3 separate regions of the Homo sapiens genome follow, and all the other regions are linked to region 1. Evidence: chromatin loops called from intact Hi-C (ENCODE). Cell type or tissue: PC-9. All regions are shown on one strand. Each heading gives the region's core, and the rest is flanking DNA. Links, peaks and the distances in the headings are about the cores only. Region 1 overlaps LINC01358 (long intergenic non-protein coding RNA 1358). Region 2 has its middle 28 kb from the start of LINC02777. Region 3 holds the start of HSD52 (a long non-coding RNA gene).

The links. Peaks named below come from ENCODE experiments on the same cell type or tissue, not always from the same donor. Only the 100,000 strongest peaks of a DNase experiment are listed, where the experiment ranks them.
Region 2: a loop joins it to region 1, with 5 times the contacts of the local background. A loop is called at or near these places in 5 of 110 quality-filtered maps.
Region 3: it touches region 1 in a loop (7-fold over the local background); 5 of 110 quality-filtered maps call a loop at or near these places.

The regions. Positions count from the first base shown.
Region 1 is chr1:59,023,927-59,033,971 of GRCh38, reverse strand. All of the region lies in intron 2 of LINC01358 (long intergenic non-protein coding RNA 1358), which reads right to left. Among named protein-coding and RNA genes, the nearest start is that of LINC01358, 8.5 kb to the right of the region's middle. RefSeq lists an enhancer at 7,330-7,389. In PC-9, for the core only: no CTCF peak of the experiment used is centred there; a DNase peak (open chromatin) is centred at 3,991; H3K27ac peaks cover 1,504 bases.
Region 2 is chr1:58,927,376-58,937,420 of GRCh38, reverse strand. No RefSeq gene overlaps it. Among named protein-coding and RNA genes, the nearest start is that of LINC02777, 28 kb to the right of the region's middle. In PC-9, for the core only: CTCF peaks have their summits at 3,459 and 3,658 (motif pointing left); DNase peaks (open chromatin) are centred at 3,780 and 4,330; H3K4me3 peaks cover 484 bases; H3K27ac peaks cover 4,816 bases.
Region 3 is chr1:59,146,494-59,156,538 of GRCh38, reverse strand. It overlaps HSD52 (a long non-coding RNA gene), which reads left to right and starts at 9,732. Exons shown (of 3, transcript NR_027120.1): 1 at 9,732-9,863. RefSeq lists a silencer at 9,574-9,723 and an enhancer at 9,844-9,903. In PC-9, for the core only: no CTCF peak of the experiment used is centred there; a DNase peak (open chromatin) is centred at 5,298; H3K4me3 peaks cover 1,075 bases; H3K27ac peaks cover 3,006 bases.

The sequences.
Region 1 (10,045 bases), core at 1,862-6,861:
GGAGAGTTTGTAACAGCTGAGAGATGAAGTCAAAGGCGTTCTTGTTCCCCAATTCTTGTTGCTTGTACTGTCCTCAACACATTCCTGTGGTGGAAAGGGAGAGAGAGGTGACCAGTCTTATGCCTCTCCCAAGTGGCTGCTGTGCCACTCACTGTTCAGATTGCTTCCTACCTCATGGGAGAGTGGAGGCGCGGTGGCAGGGGGACCTGCCTCTCCATTCATTCGTTTAACAATTATTGAACACCTCATTATTGCTAGACACAAAGGCCATTAACACTTGGTCCCTGATATTAGGTGCTTACACCTTAGCAGAGGAGACAGAGGCAACAAAAGAGATAATTATATTGCCATTGCCACTTAATAATTATAATGATGAAGAAAGGCAACAGATATTGTTGGGACACTAGGAAAAGATACATATCCATATGGAAAACCTGAGAATAAGTGCGAAACAATGCTTCCTGGAGGAGGTGTTGCCTGAACTGAGTTTTAAAGGGATGAGCAGGACTTCTTCATTCACCAAGTGAAGAGCAAGGGAAGGGCTTTCCAGACTTGATCAAAGGACATGGCTGAGGACCAGCATGGCAGGTGTGGAGGTACTGCAGACAGTTTGGTCGCTATATGAATTGTAAGTGAGGCGGGGCACAGCAAGAAGGAGGCTGAACCTGGTTAGCCCGGCTAAGGAGCTTATACCTCATTTGCCAGGCCAGCTCTCACACACTGGTACTCAAGGCCAGGCATGGAATCTCAGGACAAACTTTATTTGGCCCATAGAAGGTTTTACAGAATTCTGAGTTTGGATGCCTTTAGACAGCCAATCTCCATTTCACCGCAATCCCCACTGCTCCCCATTGCCTACCTATGGACCCGGCACTCATTTCTGTTTCCTCCTGCCTTCTGTAGACTCTAACGATGTGGTGCCTGCTCTGGGGAGTGGAGAGTCTCTGAAGGGTTTCCACCAGGTGATAAGCATGATCATGCCTTTGCTTTACAAAGATTCCCTTGGTGATGATGCAGAGGAGGATGGAGGGGTATCATGGAGACAGACGAGTCCTTTTGGAGGCTGTTGCAATAATCCAGGCAAAAGATGTCAAGGGCCTGCAATTGTGTCCTGGAAGAAAGCATAGTAGGCATGGCAGGATAACCCCACCATCACCCATTGCGGACCCTTGAGGCCTGGGGAAATATGGGAGAAGGTGGTGGGCCTGGAGCTAGCAATTCTATGTCGAGGACCACTTTAAATGACAGACTGTTGTAAGCATCCCTAACCTACTGAGCACCTACTATACCCAAAGGTATGACATTCATAGTCTTCTGTAATTATCCCAACAACCCTGTGGAGCTATTGCTGCCCCTCCCTGCACTATTCTAAGGCTCAAAGAGCTTTCAAGTAGCTCCCACAAAGGATCCTTGCTAAGCGGTTGTCCTGGAATTCAGAGTGAGAATTATGCGATTGCAAGGCTGGGGTTTTGTTCACTACAAGATACCTGTGTGGGTTTATCCTGATGTCATCAGAGTCCAGAGGCCACATTGGACCAGAGTGGTATTTGAGGAGTGTGACCCAGTAGGGGATCAGTATGGACTTTGGCAATTCCCTGACTGAGAAAAAAATAACTGAGAGAAAACTACCCAAGAGGACAAGATGAGAATGTGCATTTGGAGCTTGTTTATTTGGCTTGGAGTCTTAGTCCATCTGGGCTGCTGTAACAAACACCATAGACTAAATTTATTTCTCATGGTTCTGGATGCTGGGAAGTCTAGGATCAAGGTGCCAGCAGATTTGATGTCTGGCAAAAGCCTATTTTCTTTTTCATACGTAGAGCCTTCTAGCTGTGTCCTCACATGGTACAAGGGGCTAGCTAGCTCTCTGGGCCCTCTTTTATAAGGCACTAATCCCAGTTGTGAGGGCTCCACCTTCTAATAGCATTACCATGGGGGTCAGGATTTCAGAATATGAATTTTGGGGGACATAAACATTCAGACCACAGTACTTGGCAAACACCCCTCTACTTTTTCCTCAGAAGATTAGGAAAAGTTTCAAGTTTATTTACACATTAGAACACAAATGCCAAAGCAAGGCTAGATGTTGTACTTTGGGGTCTGCTGGCTATAAAATCTCTGAAGGAGAAACCAGGCTGGAGAGGGCCTCAAGTGGACGGGCCTGGGAGCTCCAGTCCCTAGCTCTGTTCTCTCTGTTCCCCTCCACCAGCTTTAAGGGGAATTAGAAAACCACCTCTATGTCCCAAATGCCAAGCACTCAAAGTCAGTGGTTCTCAAAGTGTGGTTTCCCAACTCGTAGCATCTACACCACCTGAGAACTTGCTTGACCAAATTCTCAGGCCCTACCCAGACCTCCTGATATGGTTTGGCTCTGTGTCCCCACCCAAGTCTCACCTTGAATTGTAATCTCCATAATCCCAACGTGTCAAGGGCAGGACCAGGTAGAGTAATTGAATCACGGGGGTGGTTTTCTCCATGCTGTTCTCGTGATAGTGAGTGCATCTCACAATATCTAATGGTTTTATAAGTGTCTGGCATTTCCCCTGCTTGCACTCATTTTCTCTACTGCCACCCTGTGAAGAGTTGCCTTCCGCCATGATTGTAAGTTTCCTGAGGTCTCCCTAGCCATGCAGAACTATGAGTCAATTAAATCTCTTTTCTTTATGAATAACCCCGTCTTGGGTATTTCTTCATAGCAGCATAGGAATGGACTAACACACTTCCTGAATCAGAAACTCAGGGGATGAGGCCCATCAATCTGTGTTTCAACAAGACTTCCAGGGACTGCGATGTGCACTCAAGTTTGAGAACTACACCAGTAAGTGATAATAAATATGACAACATATTTTTTTGAATGCTTTAATGAACCTTATCTATTTTCCTTGCAATGCCCTGGGCTTCCTCCAAATGAGTAAAGAATTTCTGCAAAGTCACTTAGGGTTCAGCAGAATCCCAGGTGTGGCCAAAGAATGTGCATGGGCAGGTAGACCATCAGTAGGTTAGAACTCAAGTCCCATGATGGCTTTGAAAAAAAATTGATGTTGCTTGATCTGATCTCAGCTTCCAGGGCACCTCTTCAGGGAAGGCTTCCCTGAGCTTCCTGGGCTAAGGTAGAAGCTCCTGTCACATTTTCCCAGAAGCATTCCAAATTTCTGCTTCATCATCACAGTGCTCATCATACTGCAAAAGGTCTATCTGTTTAATCATCTGCTTCCTTCACCCTAAGCTTTTTTTTTTTTTTTTTTTTTTTTTTTTTTTGAGACGGAGTCTCGCTCTGTTATCCAGGCTGGAGTGCAGTGGCTCCATCTCCGCTCACTGCAAGCTCCGCCTCCTTGGTTCATGCCATTCTCCTGCCTCAGCCTCCTGAGTAGCTGGGACTACAGCCACCCGCCACCACACCCGGATAATTTTTTGTATTTTTAGTAGAGACGGGGTTTCACCCTGTTAGCCAGGATGGTCTCGATCTCCTGACCTAGTGATCCTCCCGCCTCAGACTCCCAAAGTGTTGGGATTACAGGCATGAGCCACTGCGCCTGGCCACCCTAAGCTTAGTGAGGGCAGAGACTCTGGTATTCTTGTCCTTGAATCCCTGGAATCTAGCAGAAGGACACTTAGTAAATATGCATTTAGTTAGTTGAACACCAAGCTCACCTTTGCCTGTGGGGCCTTATGCTATCCCTCAGCCTGAATTCTTTCTCCCCAGATTCTGTGTGGCTTGTTTAGCTTCTCATTCCAACCATAGCTGCTAGGTCATCATCTGTTGACCACCCAACCCAACCCGGGCACTACGTTGGTCTCTACCATCCCCAACACTTTGTATTCAACACGGCACTTGATCACTGTTCCATAGTCTGCTGATTATTTTATGTTCTGACTCCTACTTCCTAGAGTGCAAGTTCCCTAGTCAGGGGCTGGTCTATCTTGCTCAACTCCACCCTCAGCACATTAAATCCCTCAGTAAATGATTTTTGAATGATGCATGACTTTTTACTGACTCATTTGTCAAAACACTCTGACATTATCTATGTATGATCATTTTAGAGATTGAGGAAAATAAACTCAAGAACTGGTGACTTGCCCAGGTCACACTACTGGTGGGTAGCAAAACAGCAGCTAGAATCTATAGCTTCTGGCTTTCCAGCCAGTCCTTGTTCCACTACATTCATTACTTCTTTGCTGGACTGAAAAGCTTAGGACTTTTCCTGTAAGTAATACGGAGCCATTGAAGATCTGAAGTTTCAAGGAAGTGGTAGGATGGATTCTCTTTTACTATAAGGTAAGTGCCTCCCTCTCCCATTTTGCCACATTGACTGATCTTATTTCAAAGCCATCTGTTTTTCCACCTGGGGGTCACAAAGTTACTGCCTCACACCATAAATCCACCGTTGGCATTTCCGTGCAGCTGTGTTAGTTGACAGCTCTGCATCACCAGCTCTGTGAAGATGTGGGAAAGCTGGTGCTGTCAGATTCCATCAGCAGAAGATAACCTGTGATTGCTGATGGTTGCACTAATTTACCTGCACTGTCGGGGAGGCCCTTCTGCCCTGTCTGGCATTTCCAGGGAAAGGTACAGTGGAGATAGAGACGTCACTTCAGGAGGCAGCTGATTTATGTCAGAGGATTAATATGACCCTATATCAAGTTCAAGTTTTGGTCAATCAACTCAGAGCCTCATAAACTTTAGAGAAAGGTAACCCCTTTGCTGTTACTTTGGCCCAAAAGAAGAGCACCAATCTTCATTAAAACATGTTTGATAACTGCACAAGGGGGAAAGGATTGATTAAACCAAGTGTAGTACTTTCATAGGATGGAATATTATGTGGCTATTAACATTTGACTTAAAAATAGGTAGAAATAACTGGATTCTTATAATAAATTGGTTAGAAAAATTGGTTACAAAATGTAAAGCACCAAATGAGCCTATGTTTGTTTTGGAAAAGTATAGATGGATAAATGAATGGGTGGATGAATAAAAAGATCATCGATATGTAAACAAATGTATAGTTAGATGGACAGACAGATGATTAAGATAGAAAGACACCAAAGAAAGCGTGGAAAGGCCAACATAAATATGTTAATAGTGGTTATATCTGGATGGCGGGATTAAGAGCAACTTTAAAAATCACTTACCTTTATTTCCTGGTTATTTAATAATAAACTTATATTGCTTTTGTTAACACAAAAGCATAGCTATTAATAACAACAATTCTAATATTCGGAATCAAGAGCTCATCTTTTACCTATGCGTCCTCTTTATACCCTCTTTACTCTTGTTACATGAATGTTCATAATACCCATTCATTCATCCATCCATCCATCCATCCATCCATCCAACCATCCAGGAGGTAGAATCTATCTGGACTTCAGGATGGTATTTAAATAATCCCTCAAGAAAGTTTTATATTGATTTCAGTTCCTCTCATGCCTCTGGGCTATTTTATTCTTCTTGTTGTTGTTACTCTTCTAGACCATGGAGCCCCTTTCTATATCCCATCATGCCAGCCTTTGTACTCTTGGTCAATTTCTACTCACGCTCTAAGACTTTCTTCAGACCTCACCTTTCCCTCTTTCCTCTTGTTGCTTTCATCCCCTCCTTCTACTCCCTCCTCCCTCATGGCCTTTGTTCTCCAATTGCACCTTGTACTTTGTACTCTGCCACCCTTTGTACCCCCGGTCAATTTCTACTCACGCTATAAGACTTTCTTCAGACCTCACCTTTCCCTCTTTCCTCTTGTTGCTTTCATCTCCTCCTTCTACTCCCTCCTCCCCCATGGCCTTTGTTCTCCAATTGCACCTTGTACTTTGTACTCTATTTGAAACTTTCCAATATGTATAGTTATTATCTATGTACTTGCTGTCTCTTGATTAGACTTGGTGCTTCCTGATGCAGAGACTATGTCTTTCATCTCTGCACTCAGGGCCTAACTGCCTAGTAAAAGCTAGTCTGCTTCTCTCACAAGTATGTTTCTGTCAGCCTAAACAGAAGATTGACCAACAACCTTTATACCATTCATTTAATCAACAGGCACTTACTAAGCATCTACTATATCCGAACCACAGAGATTAGTAAGACACAGTTTCTTCCTCCAGGGGCTCACAGCCAGGTTGGGGAGGCAGACATGGGCACATGAAAAAGAACCATAAACAGGCCGCCATAGGATGTCAGAGTCCTATTTCAGCCTAGAGAGAGGGCCTTCTAGGAGTTCAAGAGACCCCTATAGGCTGTCTGGACAGGGGAGAGACTAGATGGCAGGGGGAGGCAGTTAAGGTTTGAACAGAGACTTCAAAGAAGAGAAAGAGAATTTAGACAAACACGAGGGATGAGGGATGGCATTCCAGGTAGGGGGCACTGTGTGGCAAAGGAGCAGAGGTGGTGGGCTCCTGGCTTGTTATGAGTGTCCAGGCTGTGGGAGCTGAAAGGGCATCAGAATTAGTGTCAGCCCCTGGGGTTATGTCTAGCTAGGATCATTTAGAAGCAGTGCGACTTCTCAGAGCCTCAGCTTCTTCACCCATGAATTAAATATTAAATTATCTGCTTTATCTGTCCTATAGGGAAGTTGGGAGAATCCAGTGACTCACGGTGTGTGGAAATTTTTTGTAAATTGTAAAACAATACACTTATGTAATTCACAGAATAAGAATAATCAGCAATATGGCTGGAGGAAGGGATTTATAAGGAAAGAAAACACTTAGGCATGTTGGAATATTTAGAGCAGGGTTTGGGGAAGGCCTTAAAGATTCTGACTCTGACTTTTCCATTTAGCTCTCATGATCCCCAGTACCATTTCTCTTGTGAATTCATTGATCTGGTCCAGCCTGGGTTAGGTGCCCCACCTCATGTTCCCAATATCCCACTTACTTAGTAAGATAGCCTTTTAATTTCTGTTAACATCTATCTTCCCAGCCAGGCTGGGAGTTCATTGAAAGCACACATCTTACTTTATTCATTTTGTAGCCTCAGTGTCTAGCACATTATCTGGCACACAGTCGGGATTCAGTAGATGTCTGTTAGTGATAACTGTTTTAATGGCTACTCTTCATGAAGCGCTTACCAGTTGGCAGTCATTTTGATAAGCACTAAACAAGAATTTGCTCATCATCACAACAACCCTTATTCCCATTTTGCAAATAGAAAAAGTGAGTCATAGGAGGCTTAAATAACTCAGTCAGTTTCACTCAACACATGAGCATTGGAGCTAGAATTTAAGCTGAGGTCCTGAGGTTTCTGAGTGCCATATGTTTCTTGTGAATTCATTCACTCATTCATTCCACCAATAATGATCGTGTGCCTGTCTCGTGCCAGGAACCATTACAGGCTGAAGGAATGTGTCTGGAAGAAGTGATAAATGGGATATCAGATAATCTCATGCTCGGTGAAAATGTGAAACGTATGTGTGACCAAAGTACAGAGCATCCCAGAGGTGTGGGCAACTCAGCTGCGGGTGGGGGTGGAGAGAAGCCTCCAAGAGAAGAGGAAGAGAGCCAAGGGCATTCCATCCAGGTAGAAGAAAGGGCAAGTGGGAGGACACCAGGGTGGGGTGTAGCAAGTTGAGTCTGGATGTTGCAGTGAGTCTTCCTGATTAGACAGTGTACTTCTTGAAGGTGGAAACCGTGTCTTAAACATCTCCACTTTCATAACCCTGCACAATGCCTGCATCTGGTTGCTCAGTGAAAGCTTGGTGGATGACTGAGATGGGTTTCTACATTTTGAAAACAGAGCAAACCTCAAATTTCAGAAGAACACTAGAAGGCCGCACGAGAAAATGACTCCAATTTGCAAGGGGCAGCCAAGCATTACCAGAAGGAAATGAATTTGTGTATTTACTAAGAATCTCTTTGCTTGGCTCAGAATATCCTCAGATCTCCATCTCAAACCTGCTCTCCTGTTAAGAGAATGCACGACAAATTCTGTCTAAAGTACTTTGGCTTTTGCAAGTTGCTAGGATATTAATATATTTATCCACAACCACAGACACTTGGCTCAAGAACAGCCCACTCAGCCCTCACTTGAGGCTAGATCATGGGGATTCAATCAACATGAGGTCCTGAAGGGGCTTTTAAGTCAGCCAGGGACGTGGTCATTGCTTGGAGGTGCCACAGCTGAAGTTTTTCTCCAGGTTTGGTGATAAGAAGTTATTTTTGTTAAGTTGATTTGCTTTGGCCTCTTTTGAGGCTTCATATTCAGTTGTGATTTGCACCTGCCTTTTTTAACCTAAAAACACATGTGAAGGAGAGGAATGGAGGCATATTTTCCCACTCCACAGTCCCTGGGCTTCCAAAATGGGGATGCTTTGGGTCTAGATGTCCTCAAGGAAAATAGGACACTTGGGTTTCGGGGCTCATTACGTGGATGTGAAGGAAATATGGCCTAGAACCTGTTGATATTGTAGCCCAAGGGTCACATACTAGAAGACCACTACCTCTACAATGATTTCAGTGGTGGGCGTGGGGAGGGGAAGGGAACAGGCAGGGCTGTCTTTTGTTAAACTGTAGGATATAGGGATGACTCATGACCTATACAGGGCCAGGCATTTAGCTTTCACATGCCTCAAACACAAATCAATTTGACTACACAAGGGGAAAGCAAAATAAACTCACTTCCTGATTATTTTTTCTTTGGAGGGGGGTCTTGCCTTGTTACCCAGGCTGGAGTGTAGTGATGCAATCATGCCTCACTGCAGCCTTGACCTCCAAGGCTCAAGAGATCCTCACACCTCAGCCTTCCGAGTAGCTGGGACCACAAGCATACACCACCATGCCAGGCTATTTTTTTTTTTTTGGGGGGGGGAGACAAAGTCTTGCTATGTTTCCCAGGCTGGTCTTGAACTTTGGGCTCAAGCAATCCTCCCTCCTCAACCTCCCAAAGTGTTGGGATAACAGGCATGAGCCACCATGCCCAGACCTATTCTTTTTTTTTTTTTTTTTGAAGAGCTGCAACCTTCTGTTGGCATCACCAACAAGCATCATTTTTTGAGGCTCTCTTCATATAGACCCTGAGACTACAAAGGCCAGCACTGGTTCCTACCTATCGTGGTTGTATAATAAGTCACAAAGGTGTGCCATCCCACATTCCCACAGAGATGATAAAAAAGAATCTTCCCTCTGACTAAACTTATTACTTAAATGGATAAGTGATTGTCTATCAAATTATTGGCAGCAAGAGTGGCTTAATATCAATACTTCTGAAACTTTATTTTGAGCTGGCAACTACAAAAACATAACTGTCTCATAGCCCATAACCCTTACAATAGCTCAAGTTTTTTTCCTGGTAACTTTAGTAATATAATTGGCAACTAATTTAACCTGGAAGATTTATTGGCAAGTTATATCGCTCAAAACTGCATGTTTATGTCATAGTTTTAACTATAACTTAAAATAATTCTGTATAATGAAATGGGGGATATATATGGGAATAAATTCTATGCCATTGATTTCAATTTGATTTTCCAAATTGTAATGTTTGCCTTTGTGCTATAGGAATAGGATTAAATGGGATAAGACTAGAATTTATAAGGGCTGTATAAGAGGGGAGGGCAGAGATGAAACAACGAGGGTTATGATGATAGTGAATAGCAAAGAGTGAATTCTGTATGTTTTTGCTGTGGCACTGAAGTGAAGAGATACTAGCTTTGGCTGTTCACAAAATAGGACATCATGATTTTCAGTGTTTGAGAGAAAATTGATGGAAAAAGTTTGCAGTACTTGACGTGTATTTGCATGCACAAAATAAAATTATTTGTCCACCTTAAAAAAAAACTGCATGTTCCATGACACTTTACTAAAATATTTATTAGTGGACAGATAACTCCTACTTTAAAAAGTGTTCAGGTCTAAATCATTTGACTATACTCAGTGGTTTATATGAGCTTTCCCCAAAGCTTCCTTTGCCAAACAGAGTCCCCCAAGAAGATCATATGTGTAGAGGAGATCAGTTATCTGACTAACTCTGTGCTTGGTTTTGGCCATGAGGCTGCACAGAATCAAACGGATCATTCATTGATAAACATCATGAGGGTTCTTATAATTTTTTCTGAACATCCTGATT
Region 2 (10,045 bases), core at 1,716-6,715, 96 kb after region 1:
CTGTGCTAGAGGCATTGGATACAGGATGGGCAAATGGACAAGGCCCCTGCCCACACATCAGTTCCAGACTGGCAGAAAAGATAGCTAAACAAGGACTAACAAGTAAGGGCAGAAACTGCAGGGAGTGCTGAGATTAGGCAATGGGGTGAACCTCTGTCTCTCTATACTGGCTCCCTGACAAAACCCAGCTTTTCTTTCGAGATACAACTCAGTATCCTCTTTTTTGTGAGGCTTTCTTCTGTAAGGCTGTTCTGGACCCCTCAAGTTAGGCTGACTTCCCCATCAATGGACTGCAACCCTGGGGTAGCACCTTTCACTCTGACCCCACTTCTAGACTGTGAGCTTCTTGAGTGCAGAAATGTGTCTAATTCATAGCTTGGTTCCTAGGACAATGGCACGCACATAGTAAGTGCTCAGTAAGTGTTGCTGAATGAAGATGATTTGATGAATGATTAATTTTGTGACTAGCGGATTTCTCCCTATGAAGAACCTCAAAAAAATATAAACAGCCAATTGTGTTTAGCTCCCTTTTTTACTGGGTCTCAGTATAGTCTCTGTAAACAGGGAATTAGAGTAATCAGCATATTTCCTCTCTTCTATTTTCCTATTTTGTCTTTCTTTTCTTTTGTTCTTTGAGTAGAACCTTTCCATCAACTGCAATTGTACCCAGAAGCCCAAGGTGTAATGTAAATAAAGTCTGAACTTCTCTGAAGCTAGAGATGGGACTCAAATCCTCAAAGCTCATCTCCACTTTCCTTTTGCCAGGAAGAGTACATTTCAATACCCTCCATCCTCCCTGTCACCCTAATGCTAAATCAGCCTGAAATTAACTATATCTCAAGTAGCCAGAACCACTGGGACCAGGTATTACAGCCGGGAAAATAATAACAAATATTTATAGAGTGCCTAATACATGCCAGGGCAGCCAGGGCTTTTTAAAAAGGATCTTGTTTCTGTTTTTTTTTTTAAAGATCTGTTTAATTTTAATTCTTTTTATTTTCAGTTTTTATGGGTACATAGTAGGTGTTCTTTTTCCTTACCACCCCTTTCTCTTAGTCTCAAATTATTTCTTTTCAAATTAAAACTAATCTTGTATTGTTAGCCACCTTAAATACTTTTGAGAACAAGTTAACTTTATAAACAGATACTAATACAAAACACAGTATTCATTTAATCCTCACAACAAATCTGTGGAGTTAGTTTTAGAAATTCTGTTTCATACCTGAGATCAGCGGGGCTCAGGGAGAAAGAGAAGTTGCCCAACATCACTCCAGGAAGTTCGCAAGCACAATCCTAGCTCTCTGCTAGTGGGGCTTGCCATGCCTGGCACCACTCTCACTAGCAGGTTTACGTTTACTAATTTATTTAATCCCCATAAAACCCAGTGAGATGGATACCGCTGCTGTCGCCACTTTACAGATGAGAACACAGAGGATTGCACAGGTGAAGTAGCTTGTCCAGGGCCACGTGACCAACAAATACTGGGCCAGCCCTTGAACCAAATCATCCTGATCCATGCCCAAGCCTGTGTTTGTACCAATGTGGAGCCCATCTCGCCAGTCTGACTTGCCCTGCTTCTGTGACATGGGTGACAGCAGAGAGCTCTGCTGGGGACCTGAGAACCTCATCTTGTATTAATGCCTTCTTGCCTCAGAAGCCTCCTGCCTCGGAAGCCCTTAACTTCCCTCCTCCCTTTAAGGGCCTTCTCCTTCCCTCCTGAGCGGGGCTGGAGGAAATGCAGAAAGGCTGGGGCCATCAGAGTAGAGTCAAGGCAAGTACCATGATCATTAAGCAAACCAGACCATCTGGGGGCAAATCTGAGTCTCCCTGCAGCCTGGCTATTGACCTCTCCCAGGTTAGTTAATGTAAGTCTCCATTTTCTCAGCTACAAAATGGGGATTATAATAGTAACAATCCCAGAGGTATTGTAGTAGGGCATGAAAAGTGCTTAGAACAGTATCAGTCGGCCTCTTGGATCCGTGGGTCTTGCATTTATGAATTGCACCAACTGCAGATTGAAAATATTCAGGAAAAAAATAATTGCAAAGTTTCAAAAAGCAAAACTTGAATTTGCCATGTACCAAGTACTATGTTAAATCCACACAAGTGAAGTGATGTCTAGACATTGTGTTAGGTGTTGTAAGTAATCTAGAGATGATTTAAAGTGTACAGGAGGATGTGTGTAGGTTATATGCAAACACTACCCCATTTTATCTCAGGAGCTTGAGCATCCTTGGATTTGGGTATCCACAAGAGTCCTGGAACCAATTTCCCTGCGGCAATGACTGTATACAATAATTGTTGGCTACAGTTATGTGTATGTAAAAAGCCTAGCGATTAATAGCTGCTGTCTATGTTACTACAGTCGAGTCTTTGTCTTGGGGGATTCCATATATACATGGAACTTTTGACCAGGGGGAAGCTAGAATTAGCCAAAAAACTGAGTCAGGATGGGAATCCTGATCTTGTTCCTTCTTATTCAGGTTCTTTTCCTGTGGGCAGCCTTCCAACAAAAGCCTATTCAAACTGACAAATGCTCTCAAGTAAACCTTTACTGTCTGCCAGACCCCGCTTGAGCCTCTAGGTCCAGAAAAACCAAAGAGGCACAGGGTCTCCCTTCCATTTTTTGTTAATTGTGGGAAAATACTCATAACATAGTATTTATCATTTTAACCTTCATAATTGTCCAATGCAGGGACATTAAACACATTCACAATGTAGTGTGAATCACCTCTATCTACATCCAAAATTTTTCGTCATCCCCAGCAAAAAAACTCTTTACCCATTAAACAAAAAAACCCACCTTCCTTCCATTCCCCCCAGCCCCAGGTGACCTCTATTCTACTTTCTGTCTCTAACCACATTTAAAAAGAATGTTTTTGGCCAGGTATAGTGGCTCACGCTTGTAATCCCAGCACTTTGGGAGGCCAAGGCAGGTGGATCACGAGGTCAGGAGATTGGGACATCCTGGCTAACACAGTGAAACCCCGTCTCTACTAAAAAACAAAACAAAACAAAACAAAACAAAACAAAACAAAAAAAAACCACAAAAAATTAGCCAGCTGTGGTGGCAGGTGCCTGTAGTCCCAGCTAATCAGGAGGCTGAGGCAGGGGAATCGCTTGAACCTGGGAGGCAGATGTTGCATGAGCCGAGATTGTGCCACTGCACTCCAGCCTGGGTGACAGAGCAAGACTCCATCTCAAAAAAAAAAAAAAAAAAAAGAATATTTTTATTGTGGTAAAATATACATGACCTTAAATGTATCATTTTGACCATTTTTAAAATTACAGTTTAGTGTCATTGAGTACATTTGCACTGTGCAGCCATCACCACCATCCATCTCCAAAACTTTCATTTTCCCAAAGTAAAATTTTGGACCCCTTTCCCCCAGCCCCTGGCATCCACCATTCTACTTTCTGTCTCTGAACTTGACTACTCTAGCCTCCTCATATAAGTAGAATCATACATTATTTGCCTTTTTGTGTCTGGCTTATTTCATTTAGCATAATATCTTCAAGGTTCATCCATGTGTAGCGTGTTCCCTCCTTTTTAAGGCTGAGTAATATTCTATCATATGTATATACCACAGTTTGTATATCCATTCATCCATCAACGGACACTTACTTGTCTTGCTTCCACCTTTTGGCTGTTGTGAATAATGCAGCTTTAACATGAGTGTGCATTTCTCCCTATCTTTGAGCCTCTTGTGGTCTAATGTGGGGGAGGGACATGTAGATCCACCTTCAAGTTGCCTTCAATGAGCTTCTGTTTCCTCATCTGTAAAATGAGGGTCATGTGGGAATTAAATGAAACAATGCATGACTTAGTGCAGTGCTTGTCACACTGTAAACATTCTATAGATATTAGCTCTTGCTGCAGCTACAGCTGCTATCAGGCAGAGATTTTTCAAAAGAAGAGAGGACTGGAAATAGGATGTTTATCTTGAGATCTCTGATAAACATCACATCAACCTACTCTCACAAACATCCTGGCAAGTAGGCCTGAAGATCTCGATTTTCCAGACAAAGATACAGACTCAGAGAGGCCCTCAACTATGAGACAGAAGAGGTGAGCCTGCAACATGGCTTGCTAGGGCTTCTTACTTTGTCAAACTGTGTGAGCCAAGACAGAAAGGCCCAGGGGAAAGCAGCAAATAAAATCTCCCTTGAATGCAGGGCTGTCCTGGGGTAAAGCAAACACACTTGTCCCAGGCAGCTGGAGGAAGGAGCTGGGAGGGCAGATTGAGGAAAGGCATTACACAGAGGCAGGAGCACAGCCTAGGCAAAAGCCTAGAGGTAAGAGGTATAGCATCTGCAGGAGAAATGGCAGGATGCCAGTCAATGAGGTGCAAAGGGCGTGTGCATGGAGGGTGGGGCCAGGCCACAGAGGGCATTGCAAGGCGGACCAGCCCAGTCCAGTTCCTGGGCCTGAGAGGGCTCTGAAGAAATGCCCAAGGTGGCATTTCAGGGAGATTAGTCAGACTGATTGGACAGACGTGCTTGCCTTGCAACACTTTCCTGCCTTCAAACCACAAGCAGTATTTTAAAAATTAATCTTGTGTCTTACCAATATTATGTACATAGTTCAAAAAGTCAGATAGTTCTACAAAGCCCATTCCCCAGCCCCATTTCCCTCCACGCCCAAATCTTACCACCCAGAGACAGCCACTGTTCAATATTTCTTCCAGTATTTAAGTCCGTGCTTCTAAATATTATGTCTACATGTCTCTTTCTTAATTTTTTCATTAGTTATATGGCCTACTGACTTTCCATTACAAAAGAGAACGACTTAGCTCTCTTCTGTCATGGAAACACTTTACCTTTCCCAACTTTCCAATCTAGATATAACATTCCTTTTGTTAGATTAGTTTTTATAGCATTGTGACCACATAAATCACAGCTAAGCCATATTGTATCATGATTAAATTTTTGCTTTTATATGACTTATTCTTTTCACTGAAACTGCTGCCTCATTTAAAAAAAAAAATCTATTAGCTTTATTTCCTAGGTACACACATCCCTCTCCCCTCAGTGAGAAATTTAAGTCTGCTCTCAGAATCTTCAAGCACATCAGGTAATCAAGCCATCCATCTTGCTTCCTTCTGGAGCTCTCAGTGGTCCTGTTCTCACCTGGATGTTTGTTCTCTGTCTGCTGCCAAGATGTAGCTGTCCCCCGGATGTGGCAAGGGCATCCCTGACGCCAGACAGGTGAACATCATTCATCTATAGATTTTACTCAGAAAACACCTACTGTGTGCTTCCAGTTGCCAAAGAGGTCCCATGCTGGAGGCTGGAGATGCAGAGGTGACTTGGATACAGTTTTTACCTTCGAAGGGCTCTCAGCCCAATTGGGATAAATACAGTTAAGTGATGGGCCAGAAGTAAGCCTGGACGTTATGGGAACTCAGCCTTTGGAAGAGCCAGGAGTTATGAAAGGCTTCCTGTAAGAGGTGATGCTAAATGAGCCTCGGCTCGTTAGGAGGAGTTTTCCAAGTGTTATGGGATCAGATTCCTGGTAAGAGAACATTATGTGCACAGTCACGGGAGCATGACAAGACATGACTCCTTCTGGAAATTGTAAGTAATTAATTAGTGATGATCATGTGGGAGGGTTCCAGTCGAGGGGTGGGCAGGGTCCTGTGTGCCAGGTTAAGGGACCTGAGGGCAGTGGGGAGCTACTGAAGGATTTTAAGAAGGGGTGACATGGTCAGGCCTGCATTTAGAAGGGCTAGTGAAGGGGACATTGAGGTCTAGCAGAGGATAAAAAGGCCTGAGCTAACACTGGCACTGGGAGTGAGGCATGGGGCTCAAGATACCTTTTAAAGAAACCAAATGGACTGGACTTGGGGACACAGGGGATGTGGGGATGACCGATAATTCCCAAAGGAAAAAGTGTTTCGATTCCACATATGTCTCCTGGGAAACCTGAAGGTACTCTAGGCTGGGAAAGCTACTGGCCTCTTGGGGTATTTGGGGACCAGACATGCTAAGGGGGTGGATACCCAGAGACTAAAGGAACAGGACCCGGGCCTAGGGTCTCTATAAATTGGAGAGCAGAAGCAAGACTGAAAGACCATGTGGTGGAAAGGGTTGGTGCAGCCTGATAGGTAAGACCATGAGCTCTAAGCTCAGGCAGCCCTCAGTTTAAATGCCAACTCTGTCAACTGCTTGTTGAGCCTCAGTTTACCCATCAGAGAAATGGGGATCATAATACTACCTACCTCATGGAGTGGTTGTGAGGAATAAATGAGACCTTATCTGTAAAGCACCTGGCATGATGCCTGGAACAGAAGAAGTGCTTCGTTTTGTGTCTTCCTATTGTTGGTCTTGGAGAGTAAAAACTGCTTCAAAGATCAGGTGACATTTGAGGTGATCTCAGAAAAGGAGTAGGCAGAGATGGCTTCATGGGCAGGCCCACAGGGCCATGAGCACAGAAGAGCCCCATACATGATTGAATGTTCTGCTCTACCATCTTGAAATTCTCAACGATTTTTGAGCAAGGAGCCCCCCATTTTCATTTTTCACTGGATGCTGCAAATTCGCTAGCTGTGCTGTCATAGGAGACCATTCGGCAGAGAAGAGGAGGGGAATGCTTTTGAAGCAAAGGGGCTTTAAGTGTGCAAAGACACGCTGGAACTCAAGGCTCAGCCTGTTCTGAGAACAACCAGCACGAGTTATGATGTTCCTAGCTGGAGAGTTGTGTACGAGGTAGAAGCTCCAAGTGGAAAACAGTGAAAGGCCTCAAATGCAACACTAAGGAATCTGGCTGTTACATATTGTATATGTGGGGGGCTTCCAAACATTTCAAATCTGAAAATGTTAAGGTCATTGATGTTCAGGCAGAACACTGGTGAAACTGGAGGTGGAATGGTGTGGAAAGTGTTGTGATCTGTATTTTATAGAAGAGAAAACTGAGTCCTAGAGAGGTGATATGAGCATGGCTGCAATATGATTTTCACAGGCCCTAGGCAATTTTGCCTATGTGGACTCCTTTCTCCAGAAAAGTGTGCATGTATGTGTGTGTGCGTAAAATTATACTTTACAACTACATTGACATGAAGACAAAGATCTTACTATTCTATAAGAAAACATTTTCTTATAGACCCAAGGTGCTGTGTCTGCTGTGCTGAACAAGTAAGTCATCCGGGATGTCAGTTGCTCTCTTTTCAGATGTTGTAGCCAGGACTCCTGGACCTTTCTGGAATGGGTGGGAAGTCCTGTTTCTCCTCAAAGGGAATGCTAGCTAGTCCCAAAGGTCATTTCAACTGGGGCCTTCTGTGCCTCCAGGGACACTGTGTTCCAATCTCCTACAGAAGGAACTGAAGTTTGTCTGGGTTTGGAACTGGAAGGTGGGGCTGACTGACAGGTAAAGGAGACAGAGTTGTGAATGTTCTGGGGTTTGGGGAGAAATCAAAGGTCTCATATCTGCAGATGTTTGCGACTTTGCCCTTATGTCACCTACAGCTTCAACCCCAGGGACTGGGCTGCCTACCTACTCCACCCACGGGGAGGGCGGGGAGGCTGAGTCAGCGGCGGCGGCTGAGGATGTCTGGAGAGGAGAAAGATCACTGTCTGTCTGTCTGTTGGGGTTCCAGAGAAACCTGTCTGGAGAGGGGGAAGCATGCAGGCCTTCCTTTGCACGTACGTCAACTGCTCACGTAGCCAGGAGAGTCGACAGAGGTTCTAGAAGGATAGTCCCTGCTTTACCTCCTTCCTGAGGCTTTCCTTAAAGATCTTCACTGGCCTTCTCTCCCTTTCCCCCTGAAACCCGGGACAGTGACAGGATGGCCTAATTCATGAGCTTCAGTCCAGTCCTCCCCCTCTCCCAGCTTTGACTACTCATGTACCTGGTGGGGAGGGAGAATGGCAAACAAAAGAGAGCATAAGGAGGGCGGAGGGACTATTTGGGAAAGAAAAATAGATCTGGCATAGCAGTCCCTTTAGGTCTCAATCTTCAAACCTGGGCTTTCTCTGGGCCCAGGGGTTTATGAGTGAATGAATGAATGAATGTTCAACCTTTCCTGGTCTTAGAAGTCACCCCACTGTCTGTCCTCCAGTTCTTATGGTCAGGAGATACCCAACTGCTTCTAAAATAGGAAGGAAATTGATCAGAAAGGAAACCTGCAGATAAATTTGAGTGAGAATTATTGAGACAGTTCCTACCTGATTACCTCTATTTTCTCTACAAAGGCTGAAGGTTTGGTGGGATGACAAATAATAGGAATCGCTACTGCATAGAGGAGAAGGGATCTGACTGGGAATTTGCAAACACATTACAGGGCAGTGTGTGGCCCCTGTGATTTTGGTGGGTAAGAGTAACAGCTAATGTTTCTTGAGCAGTTATTATTGTCCAGGCACTGGGCTTAGTGCTCTGTAGACGTGACCTCTTTGGTCTTCAGATGCACCTAAGAGGCAGGTGCCCCAGTCAAGATGAGCCAGGTCATACTACAGGAATTACAAAAAAAATTCTAGGTGGCTGCAGACACAAAGGTCTATTTCTTGCTCCTGCTCCATGCATCCATGAATGTGGCAGGGGGAAGAGGTATGGCAAGTTGCAAATCCGAGAAACCAATAAGGTTTGAAAGACTGGGAAGGAACAGAGAAAGGGGTTCAGAGTCTGGAATTCAGGAGGAGGTCAATGAGTCAGTCTGAGGAGAGCTCTGAAAAGATAAGAGGGAGGGGTCAGAGTGAGACCCAGCTATTTGAGATTTCAAAGGTGGAGCAGTAGCCAGCCGAGATGAAAGCTGGGTGCGGCTCTGAGTATAGGTGGCTGCCGCGGAATAAAGCAAAGGTCCCTGGAGTTGAGGAGGTCGAAGGTGGGAAAGAGGGAGCCACACTTCTAGTCTTGGGGAAAAGGGGGTCTGGAAGGATGCAACAAGCCCCTGGTGAAGTACAGTGTAGCTTCTTGGGTTATAAATTTTACCAGGACATGAGATTTGTAAATAATGTTTTAATAGCCAAACCTGGGAATAAAATATAAGATTTCAAAAAAGTGTGTGTGGAGGTCCACATGCCTCTACCGTGGAAAGCTGGAGAAGCACTGGGTTTGAGGGGGCCACTTACCCGTCATAGATGACAGCAAACAGGAGGACTAGAGATGCAAACACCCAAGGACCAGGGTCTTTTCTGATTTCCATCTAATGATGATAATAATAAGAGCTAACAGTTCATGAGAGCTTATTACATGCTAGGCACTGTCCTAAACACTTTAGGTGTATAGCTACTTCAGTCATCTCATGATGTCCTGTAGGGACATACCATTTTTATTCCCATCTTACGAGATGGAAAAAGAAGCCTAGAGGAATTGTGTAAGTTGGCCAACGTGGCATCACTAGTGTAAGTCGCAAGTGGGATTTGAACTCAGGTAAACCAGCTTTAGAACCCATACCCTTAAATGCTGCACTAGTGGTTTTCCAACATGGGTAATCACTAGAATTGCCTGGGGTGGGGTGGGGTGGAGGATTTGTTAAAGCAGGATGTTTGGTCCCTCCCCTAGAGTTTCTGATTCAGTCAGTCTGGAGTGGAGCCCAAGAATTTCCATTTCTAAGAAGTTCCCAGGTGATCATTGAGCAGCTGGTCCCAAGGCTGCACTTTGAGAACCTCTGTTCCGCTTCATACCACCTCGCAAATAGACACACACACCTTCTCTTAGTGCATGGCAGATCCAGCATCTCTTTCCAGATGTGATTACCAAATGTGTGGCAGCAGGTGTATCTGTTTCACAGGAGGGTAGAGGATTAAGGTGTAGGTAGCATTAGGGGACATAAAAGAAGCTCAGTCCTGCTTCTTGGCTTTGAGGTGTGTGGAATATGAAAAAACAAACCATCTCCATGGGGACAGCAAAGTATACAGGTTCCACTTCAGATCCAGAGACAAAGGCATGCAGAGAGGTGAGGTTTTAAGTGGAGTATATTTGGCACAATACGGGGATACTACAGGGCACAGTAGGAAGAGGGAGCAAAGAAGACAGCAGCAATGGGAAAAATGAGCAAGAGTTGGATGTGAGTGGGGTACTGCTGAGGGAGACAGGAGTTGTCTAAAGAGA
Region 3 (10,045 bases), core at 2,587-7,586, 120 kb before region 1:
CTCCTAGTGTTTTGGGGCTTGGGCCTTTTCCGTAGAATTTTGGTATTCTCTACTCTGAGGAAATATTGTATTGAAAAGGTCAGTGAGATATCTGAGACAGCCATTTCTCTCACTAAGTGGAAATCTAGTTCCTTTCGTGGAGAAATTCACACAAAAAAGGCATAGATTACAAAGGGCACAATGGCAGGAGAAGTTGCATTAAACCCAGAGTCCTGCAAGATGCCACAGAAAGACTGGCTTAGACTCAAATGCTAATAGCCCTGCTGATGAGCATAGACTACATGAATACACAGAGACTGCGAGGACAACTTATGCACTCTCTCTCCAGCTGGCAGGAGCAATCTTCCTGGAACAGCTCCCTTCTACCTCCCATCCTCTCTGTGCTTAAAAACTTCCGGGAATCTTACTTCCTGCCCCAAACCTTTTCAGACAAATGAATGGATTGAGAAATTACCCTTCACAGAAACTTCAGTGCCTTACCTTCAGACAAAATAATGAAAAAACAAAACAAAATATTAAATTAAAAATTTTTGAGACAGGGTCTTGCTTTGTCACCCAGACTGGAGTGCAGTGGTGCAATCATAGCTCAGTGCAGCCTGGAACTCCTAGGCTTAAGTGATCCTCCCACCTCAGCCTCCCAAGTGGCTGGGACTACAGGCATGTGCCACTGTGCCTTGCAGTAAATTAATATTTTATAGAGCAAAGTGGGAAGACTAGAAATAATACCAGACAGAGTTTAAGGCACATCCAGAGAGTGAGGATAAGAAAGAGGACTTGCTGAGGGCTGAGAAAGTGCCAGGCCCTCTCTATGCTAGGCCTAGTCTCACACATCTTCCCCTTCAACCCTCATGACAGTCCTTTGGAATAAAGATTATAATCTTCAGTTTATGAGTGAGGGGATAGAGGCTCACAGAGTTTGGAGAATTTGTCTCAGATAACAAAGTGATTTGTACAGACCTAGGATTTCATCACAAGTCTGTCTGATATCCAAAGCTCATGGATTTTTTCCTGCATGCTTTTTAGCAACCTCTCTGGTCTCCAGCTATGTGTGCGTCAGACCCTGAGGCAGTGCTAGGCCCACCCATACTTGTTTTCTCCATTCTTCACAGTTTTTCTGAAGAGACTCATAAGCTGGTTGGAGCTACTCCTTGGGGAGGTGGAGTTTTCCCTCTCCTCTCCTGGACTCTTGACAGGTCCCCTGAGGGTCATGGGCCCTTGTAGAGGACAGTACCTCCTTACCATGCTCCCACCATGAGGAGCAGGGTCTGAGTCTTCCTGTTTCAGACCTGACACTGCTGGTTCCAGTCATTCCTTCAATTCCTATTTTTTGTTGTTTTGCTGGTGGTGTGTATGTTTGCTGGTTTGTTGGTCTGAGAGCAGCTCTGTACTCAAATTTAATTTGGTGAATGAAGATAAATGACGTGCCCTGAGTCCACTGACAAGCCTTCTCCAACTTAGGTTAGTGGTCTGCCCACTTCTTCTTCTTTTTTTTTTTTGAGATGGAGTCTCCTTCTGTGGCCCAGGCTGGAGTGCAGCGGCGCGATCTCAGCTCACTGCAAGCTCCTCCTCCCGGGTTCATGCCATTCTCCTGCCTCAGCCTCCCAAGTAGCTGGGACTATTGGCACCCGCCACCACGCCCAGCTAATTTTTTGTATTTTTTAGTAGAGATGGGGTTTCACCGTGTTAGCCAGGATGGTCTCGATCTCCTGACCTTGTGATCCGCCCGCCTCGGCCTCCCAAAGTGCTGGGATTACAGGCATGAGCCACTGCGCCTGGCCAGTCTGCCCACTTCTTTAAGGGGTTCACTTCCCAGAAGCCTCTCTTGGCAATTTTGAATAAGGGGTTCATTTCCCAGAAGCCTGTCTTGACAATTTTGAATACTAAGAATACCAAGATAAATGAGTCACAGTCTTGGCCTACTACTAGTTCCCAAAGAAATGGGAGCCATTCTAGGTATTTCAAGCAGAAAGGATTTTAATAGGGGGATTAGATGTTTATAAAATCATCCCAAGGGCTGGAAGAGTGGATTGTAGGCTCTAGCAAGGACTTCCAGAGACAGCTACTACCTGCGCTCCATCAGGAAGGGAGAATGTAGTAGCCCAAAACTGTTGAACTACTGAGTTTTAGATTCTTGAATCTGTAACATACCACATACTTGCATTCTAAGAATCAGCAATCCAGCATAGGAAGCTGTTACTGCTGCTATTAAAACTAACTCTTGACGACTGTAAAACTGTCGATTTGTTACTAGAATATGATGCAAAAAAAAAATTCATGTCTCCACAACTCTGTTCACCAATAGAAAATATCTGAAGCAGCAAGAAACTTTGCTTTGCTTCATATCCTGTATGTGTGTAACTGTTGGTGGAACTTAATTTGCATCCAGAACCTTATCTGCAAGGAAGTCTGGAAAATGGACTCATAGCGTAGAAGATGAGAATGGATATTGGGGGAATATCTAACAGTGTCTGTCACAAACTTATGCACACTATGTAAGGCATGGTAGGTCACAAAGAAGGAAGAGACCATTTCTATCTGGAGATTCAAACAAAGTGCAGAGAAAACACTCAGATTGGGCCTTGAAGAATATCCTGTAGAAGTCTGCCTTAAAGAGGGCTAAAGGACATTTAGGGCAGAGTAAACTTATGTGTTAGACAAGGCAAGCATAGTGCACCTAGAACCATCCTGCACTTCCAGACAAGAAACAGAAGGGAGAAAAAGGAGCAGAGTGAACAATGCTATTTGAGTGGGGGCAGGGCCCAGGTCAAGGCAGGCCTCATATAACATCCTCAAGAGCCCAGACTTTCTCCTAAGTGATGGGAGACCTTTGGAAGGATTCATGCAGAAGGACAACAAAATGAGATGGTGTTTTAGTCCGTTTGTGTTGCTATAAAGAAGTACCTGAGACTGGGAAATTTCTTAAACAACAAACAAAAGCACTTTGGGAGGCCGAGGCAGGCGGATCACGAGGTCAGGAGATCGAGACCATCCTGGCTAACACGGTGAAATGAAACCCCGTCTCTACTAAAAATACAAAAAATTAGCCGGGTGTGGTGGCAGGCGCCTGCAGTCCCAGCTACTCGGGAGGCTGAGGCAGGAGAATGGCGTGAACCCAGGAGGTGGAGCTTGCAGTTAGCCGAGATCATGCCACTGCACTCTAGCCTGGGTGACAGAGCGAGACTCTGTCTCAAATAAATAAATAAATAAATAAATAAATAAATAAATAAATAAAAGGTTTATTTGGTTTATGATTCTGCTGGCTGGAGGACTGGACACCTGGTGAAAGCCTCAGGCTGCTTCTATTCGTGGTGAAAGGCAAGAAGGAGCCTACATGTGCAGAGATCAAATTGCAAGAGTGGAAGCCAGAGGGGAGTGAGCAAACTCTTTTAAACAACCAATTCAGAGCAGTAGTAACAGAGCAAAACTCATTCACCTCTCTCCATGCTGGAGAGCATTAATTTATTCATGAGCTATCCACCTCCCTGACCCAAACACCTCCCATTAGGCCCCACCTCCAACATTGACCCCCAACATTGAGGATCATATTTTAACAGGTTTCTGGGGACAGACATCCAAACTATAGCAGATGAGTTTTAGAAGGGTCACTCTGGATCCTGTCTGGAGGACGCATTGAGAAGGGGAGAAATCAGAATAAAGGGAACACTTGGGAGGATATTGCCATATAGTAGACTAGACATAGTACCTAAACTAGATCTCTGGATGCTGGGATGATGTAGAGAAGTCCTGGAATATATCAGGAAGTTGACTCAATAGGAGTCAATCAAGCTAAAGAAATTGGGAACAATTATTGCTTTTATACTATGCACCAGACTCTATTCTATGCACTTTGCATGTACGAACTAAGTAGGTTCTATTGTCATTCCAAGTCTACATATGCAAAAACTGCAGCACAGCTCACAGCTGGCAAATGGCAGAACCAGGATTTGAAACCAGGTAGTCTAGTTTTACAAAACAAATGCTTACTTTGCTCAATCAGTTCCTCTGATTAATGTTAAAATCTGCTTTCCTATACCTTATGAATCTTCATCCCACTTATTAATTCTGGTTTGGGCCAGAATCAGAAGTTTTCATTTTTAACCCAGAAGTTCATGGATGAATTTCTGCAAATCTAGTGAACCCTGAAATTGTAAAGAAATTTTAATGATTTTTTAGCATTTGTGTATTATTTACTGGGAAGTGGTAGAAAAGCTTTTCGACAGATTCTCCAATGGGTCTTTGATCTAAAAATACACTTGTGAACATTGCTTTAGAGCAGGGGTTCTCAAAGTGTGATCCTGGAGCCAGCAGAATCAGCATCTCCTGGGTATTATTGGGAATGTAGGGCCTATCCCAGACCTACTAAATCAGAAACTCTGGGAGTGGGACCCAGAAATCTGTGTTAATAAGTCTTCCAGATGATTCTGATGTGTGCTCAAGCTTGATAACCACTGCCCTAGAGCAAACATAAACATGAATAATGTGGCAATAGGGTCTGTTCACTGGCCTGGGTGAGACATTCATAGTGGATGTGATATCAAGGAGGGGAGAGCAAAATCACAGAAGGCTGAGATCTTCTTTGGATACTCTCAGGAAGGAAACACTGAGACATAAACTTTGAACTGAGCCAATATTTTGGACAAGGCACTCACGTAGGACTTCCATGGAGCTCAGAACAGGCATTTCTGGGAGATGCTGAGCTCTTGACTTGCAGCTTAGAAGATGCAACCTGTAGAATCATGCATCATTCCCAAATCCCTTGGAGGCTAGCCGTCCCCCTCTCATATACAGTTTCTTCTAGGGCTAGAGTTTAGATATCTTGTTTCATCCAAGGTACACAGACCTCTAATGACATTTCACAGAGGATATTTTCCTGGACTCCCAGGGCATTTAGTATCACTGACACCCTAACCACTCACTGTAAGGTGCCAGGGCCCTGGCCCATACATTTGCCCGGCAACACAACAGCTGTGCACTCTGTGCAGGATTCATGCCTGCAATGCCAGTCTCTTTCAGCATCTTCCTTGAAACACAAAAAGGTCCAGAAACAACCTGCAGTGCTTGGCAATGGAAGCGGTGAGGATCCCTGTGCCCTACTCCCTTGCAGCCTGTCCTCTCCCAGGATCCAGGCTCGGCCTCTTTCTTTCCGCTAAGTCACAAAGCTGGAAAGTGCTGCGGGTAGGGAGAGAGCCTGTGCCTGCTGGTTGGCTTGGAAAGGTTCTGGGAATTCATTATGATCTAAACAACTATTCCAGTTATTCATGTGACTCAGCCCCTGAAATCAGGATCATCCTGTGTCCACAGGGCCGGGTGTTGCTGACTCAGTGCTGAAGAGGGCACCTTGTCAGCCCTCCTAGGCTCCCAACTCCCCCTCTCCCTCCCCTTCCTCCCCAGAGGACACTGAAGGAAAGCAGATGCGTGAGTAAGCTTCTCAGCCTGTTCAGTTTCATTTTTAAACAAGCAACCAACCTCCTCCCATTCTAGCTTCTCACCGCACACATCTGTCAGTCTTCTGTGCATTTTGGTGGGGAAGCAATCACAGTCACTTATGCATCATGCATTCACATATGCATTTAGCACAGGTTTAGCCACACCTACTGTGTGTGCAGCTGATTGCTAAGGGCTCAGATCCAGAGATAGACATGGGCTATATCTGCCCATAACATTCAGGGGTCTAGTGGGGAAAATGCATTAATGGACATTAAGGATGTAATGGAAAAAGCCCTGTAGCAGAGTGCTTTTAACTCTATGGAGAGCTTTGAGATTGCTGAGCTGCAAGTGCCAACCCTTTTTAGGTGTCTGGCATTCCTCTTCAACAAGCAGCAAAATTCATAGACTGTGGTTGGGAACTACTTCATCTATGAGAACTAGAGAGAGAAGAAAATTCCAGGAACCAACATGGCACAAGAGAGGGCTTTCTGGAAGAAGGCTGAAGAAGGCTGAAAGGGTGTGGAGACTAAAGTGGCAAGTTTTACAGTTTTCCCCAAGGGCCTTTCTTTCTTTTTTTTTTTAATATCTACAATTTTTATTTGTAAATTTGAAACACGTAAAATGGAAAAGGAAAATAGGAAGAGAAAAAGAAAAAAAATATATATGTATATATATAACCTAGTGTAATAGTTTGAGCGTTTTTTGTTTTTGTTTTTGTTTTTTGTTTGTTTTGTTTTTCCCTGAATATCTCCTTTTAGGTGAATTCCATCCATCCAGTTACTCCACTGTGGTACATCATACCTCTCTAGATTTGCAACACAGATGATTTCATGAGATTCCCCTTCATCACTGTCTTGGGTTGTTTCCACTCTTTTCTCCATTACATCTTCAATCTTTGTTGTTTTATTCCCCAGTTCCACTGGTGGTGGAAGGTGGGGGGGAATCCTCAATATATGGTCAAAAGTAGATAAGTGGCAATAAAATTAAGAGTTAAATTATTTTTTCTTAAACATAGAAGCAGTTTTCCCATTGTCTTTTAATTGCCAGTTGGAGAAATTTTTTTAATAGTTTCATTCTTGTCCTTTTCTTAAGTCTGATACACACTATGTACTAAGCACGATGGCACAATTTTCCCAAAATAGTAAACTGCTTGAGCTTTCCTTCCTCATTTGATGGGGGAAAGGTGGAGTGAAAAAAAGAAAGATCACATGCTGTTGAATGAAAATTAAAGAAAATATTACATGTAAAGTATCATATCTCATTAACTACTAAAAGAATACACACGCGCACACACACACACACACACACACACAGTAGGTACAGAAAGCTTAAGTAGCCTCACTGAGTGTGGCTGAGCCGAGATTAGGGCCTGTGTTGTTGCCACTTACAAACTTACTGTACATGTAGGTACATAACGCAACGAGATGCTCAGATCCCATTTTACAGATGGGAAAACTGAGACTTGGAGAAGTTGAGTAACATCTCCAAAGCCATACAAATAGTAGGTGAGGTGGCAGGCCTTCAGACCCAGGTGTATCTGAATTCAAAGTCTGGGCCCTTTCTGCCACACCATCCTGTTTTTGTCTTTTTTTTTTTTCTTTCCCTTTGTGAGACCAGATTTCATTTCTCTTTAGGATCTAGTTTGAACCTCTATAAACATGGAATCTGATACCATTGTCATCCAGGATTATGATTTTAATCCATTGCAACATTAGAATTAGAATGCTTAAGCTTAACCCCAAGCATACTTCCTTATATTCATTCATTCATTCAATACATTTATATTGAATATTCATCTGTTTGTGCCAGACCCAGGTCCCAAGAAAAGAGCAACGAAAAAGACAGGCAGGCAGGGTCCTTTCTCCTTGTGGACCATTGAGCATAACAGGGAGAGAAAAATGTGAAGTAATAGTTACACAACTGATCAGTTTATTACAACCGTAGTAAATGGTATTATAATGATAGCTACACTTCCATTGTTTACTATGTGCCAGTACCTATCCTAGGCAATGTACATATATTAACTCATTTCATTCTCATAGGCATACGAAGGAAGTAGAGAAATCAAGGAAGGCTTCTTGAAGGAAGTGTCAGCTCAGTCTGGAAGCAGAAATTATATTAAGGAGAGGGAGTTGGGGAGGAACATGAGTATCCTAGGACTGTGCTGGCCAGGTAATCCTTAGCTACATGAGGCTATGACACATTTGAAATGTGGCTAGGCTGAATTGAGGTGGGCTATAAATGTAAAATACATACTAGGTTTCAAGACAGTATAGAAGAAAATATGTATGATAGTGTGTTAATTTTTTATGTTGATTACACGTTGAGATGATATTTTGGGTATATTGGGTTAAACCAAATATGTAATTAATATTAAATTTACTTGTTTCTTTTTACTTTTTTAAATGTGGCCACTAGAAAATTTAAAATTAATTATGTGTCTCACATCATATTTTGATTGGACAGTGCTGCTCTAGAAATCTGGGAAGCTTCAGGGAGCAGGTACGTCAGGGGAACAAGAACCCAGAGGAGGTATGGGGAATGATGAGAGAAAATTAAAAAAAAATGCTGAAAGCAAATATGAATTACCAACTCTCTAATCTGCAGGTCAGAAAGGGTCATTGCAACCTTTGCAAGCCCCAAATCTGAGAGGTTGGGGCCCACCAACTTATGAAAATAGTATCATTCTCAAAACAAGCTCCAGCTGTGAGCCAGGGGATGGTTAACGGCTGTTTTTGAGGCAGATTTTGTAGATGGACGAGGCAAGAATCATTAGGGCAAAACAGTAAATCAAATTGGAGGGTAAAAGTCAATCCTTTAACAATGGCTGGGCCAGACCTCTAACATCTTCCTGCCCGCCCTTTTACCTCTCTGGCCTCATCTCCTACTCAGCTTCTTCCCCATCCCTGCCCCTACTCCAGTTACAATGGCCCGTTTGATGAGCCTCAAACACATCAGGCATGCTCCTGACTCGGGACCTTCGCGCTGGCTGTTCCCCCTGTTGGAAACGCTCTTCCCCTAGCTATCCTATGGCTTAATATCTTAACTCACCTCATCAATAAGGCCTACCTGCCCATCTTATTTAGAATTGCAACTCCAATTGCACTCCTTTACCCTACTCTTGTTTTTCTTTTTGTAACTGTTACTACCTTCTAACATATTCATTGATTTACCTTTTATTGTGTTTACTGTTAATCTCCCTATTAGGAAGTATGTTCTCCAAAGACAGGGATCTCGGTTTTATTTCCTTCATTATCCCCCATACCAAGTCAGTGCCTGGCATAGAGCACCTGCTGAATTAACTTTGTTTTTTGAATGAACGAAAGCGTCAATGGTGATGCTCAGGGCAGGTTTGGTCAGTGGACAGGCATCCTCTGTGTACCCTCTCCTCTCCGGAAGAAAAGGACTCTTTTTTCCTCTCCTGCAGTTGGATTTAACTAACCTCGCTTCCCGTTCAGCGTTTACTACTCAGGGTTCTGCCCTGTTCTGGATCCCACACATAGGCTCCCAAGAGAGTAAAAGAAGCAGTGAATGCAGAGGAAAACGCCCTGGATTGGAAGCTGGGATTCCTAGGTGCCCTCCTGGCTTAGCAGCAACGCACTTGTTTCCCCAGCTGTCAAGGGTTCCAGGCTCAGTGGGAGGCTGAACAAGGTGCTGACCGAGTTCAGAAGAAAAATGAGGGGAAAATCGTTACCTAAAGGGCAGTGGCTCTCCAGGGATGGTCCTTTGACCAGAGGAATCAGCATCACCACCCTAAACCCACAGAATCAGAAACCGTGGAGGGAGCCAGCAACGTGTTTGAATACAGCCTCTGGGTGATGCTGATGCACTCAAGTTTGAGAACTGCTACTCTGGGGGAAAGAAGGACTTTGTTGGAGCCTTGGAGGCAGGGACGGACTTCATAGGTCAGGCGAGAGGACAGGTCCCCGCGAGGGCGGACTAGCACTGGGTTGGTTCCCTGCATCCAAGGCCGCGCAGGGTGGTCCCAGCCCCAGTCTGACCTGGGAAGTTGGAAAGGCCAGGGCTCCTACGTGCTCACACCTCCACCCCAGGAAAGTCCCGGCGGCGAGGCCGTGACCCTCCGCCGGAACGCCCGCCTCCCTGCAGCCTCAGCCCCGCCCGGGAAAAACCGCTGCGACCCGGGGCAGGTCCGTTCCCGCTGCTCGCAGCCGGCGGTCCCTGGCCCGGCGGTCCCTGGCCTAGCGCCCCCGCGCCGCGCTGGTGGGGAGCGCGGCCCCTCCGCCCCGTGGCAAGTTCCCTTCTCAACTGCCCTGCGCCTCCGCTGGCCCGCGTGAAACCCTCTCTGCTGCCTCGACTGACTGTCGTTTCCGTGTCTTGATTGTGGCCTCTGCCTCTCCCCCTTCCGATTTCGTTCGACTTCTTTCTACAGTTACTAAGCGCCCACTGTGTGCCCTGGAAGGGACTAGACTCAGCAGGTAACGGGAAACGAAGGCACCTGCCGCTCTGAAGTTTCTCCGCATCTCCCTCCATCCTCTGTTCCATCCCCATTCTCAGCATTTGTCCCCTCCCTCCTCTTCTTTTTTTTTTTTTTTTTAATTTAATCTAAAGGAACCTTGCTTCTGGAAGACCTCACAGTAGAATTAAAAAGCCTACTTTT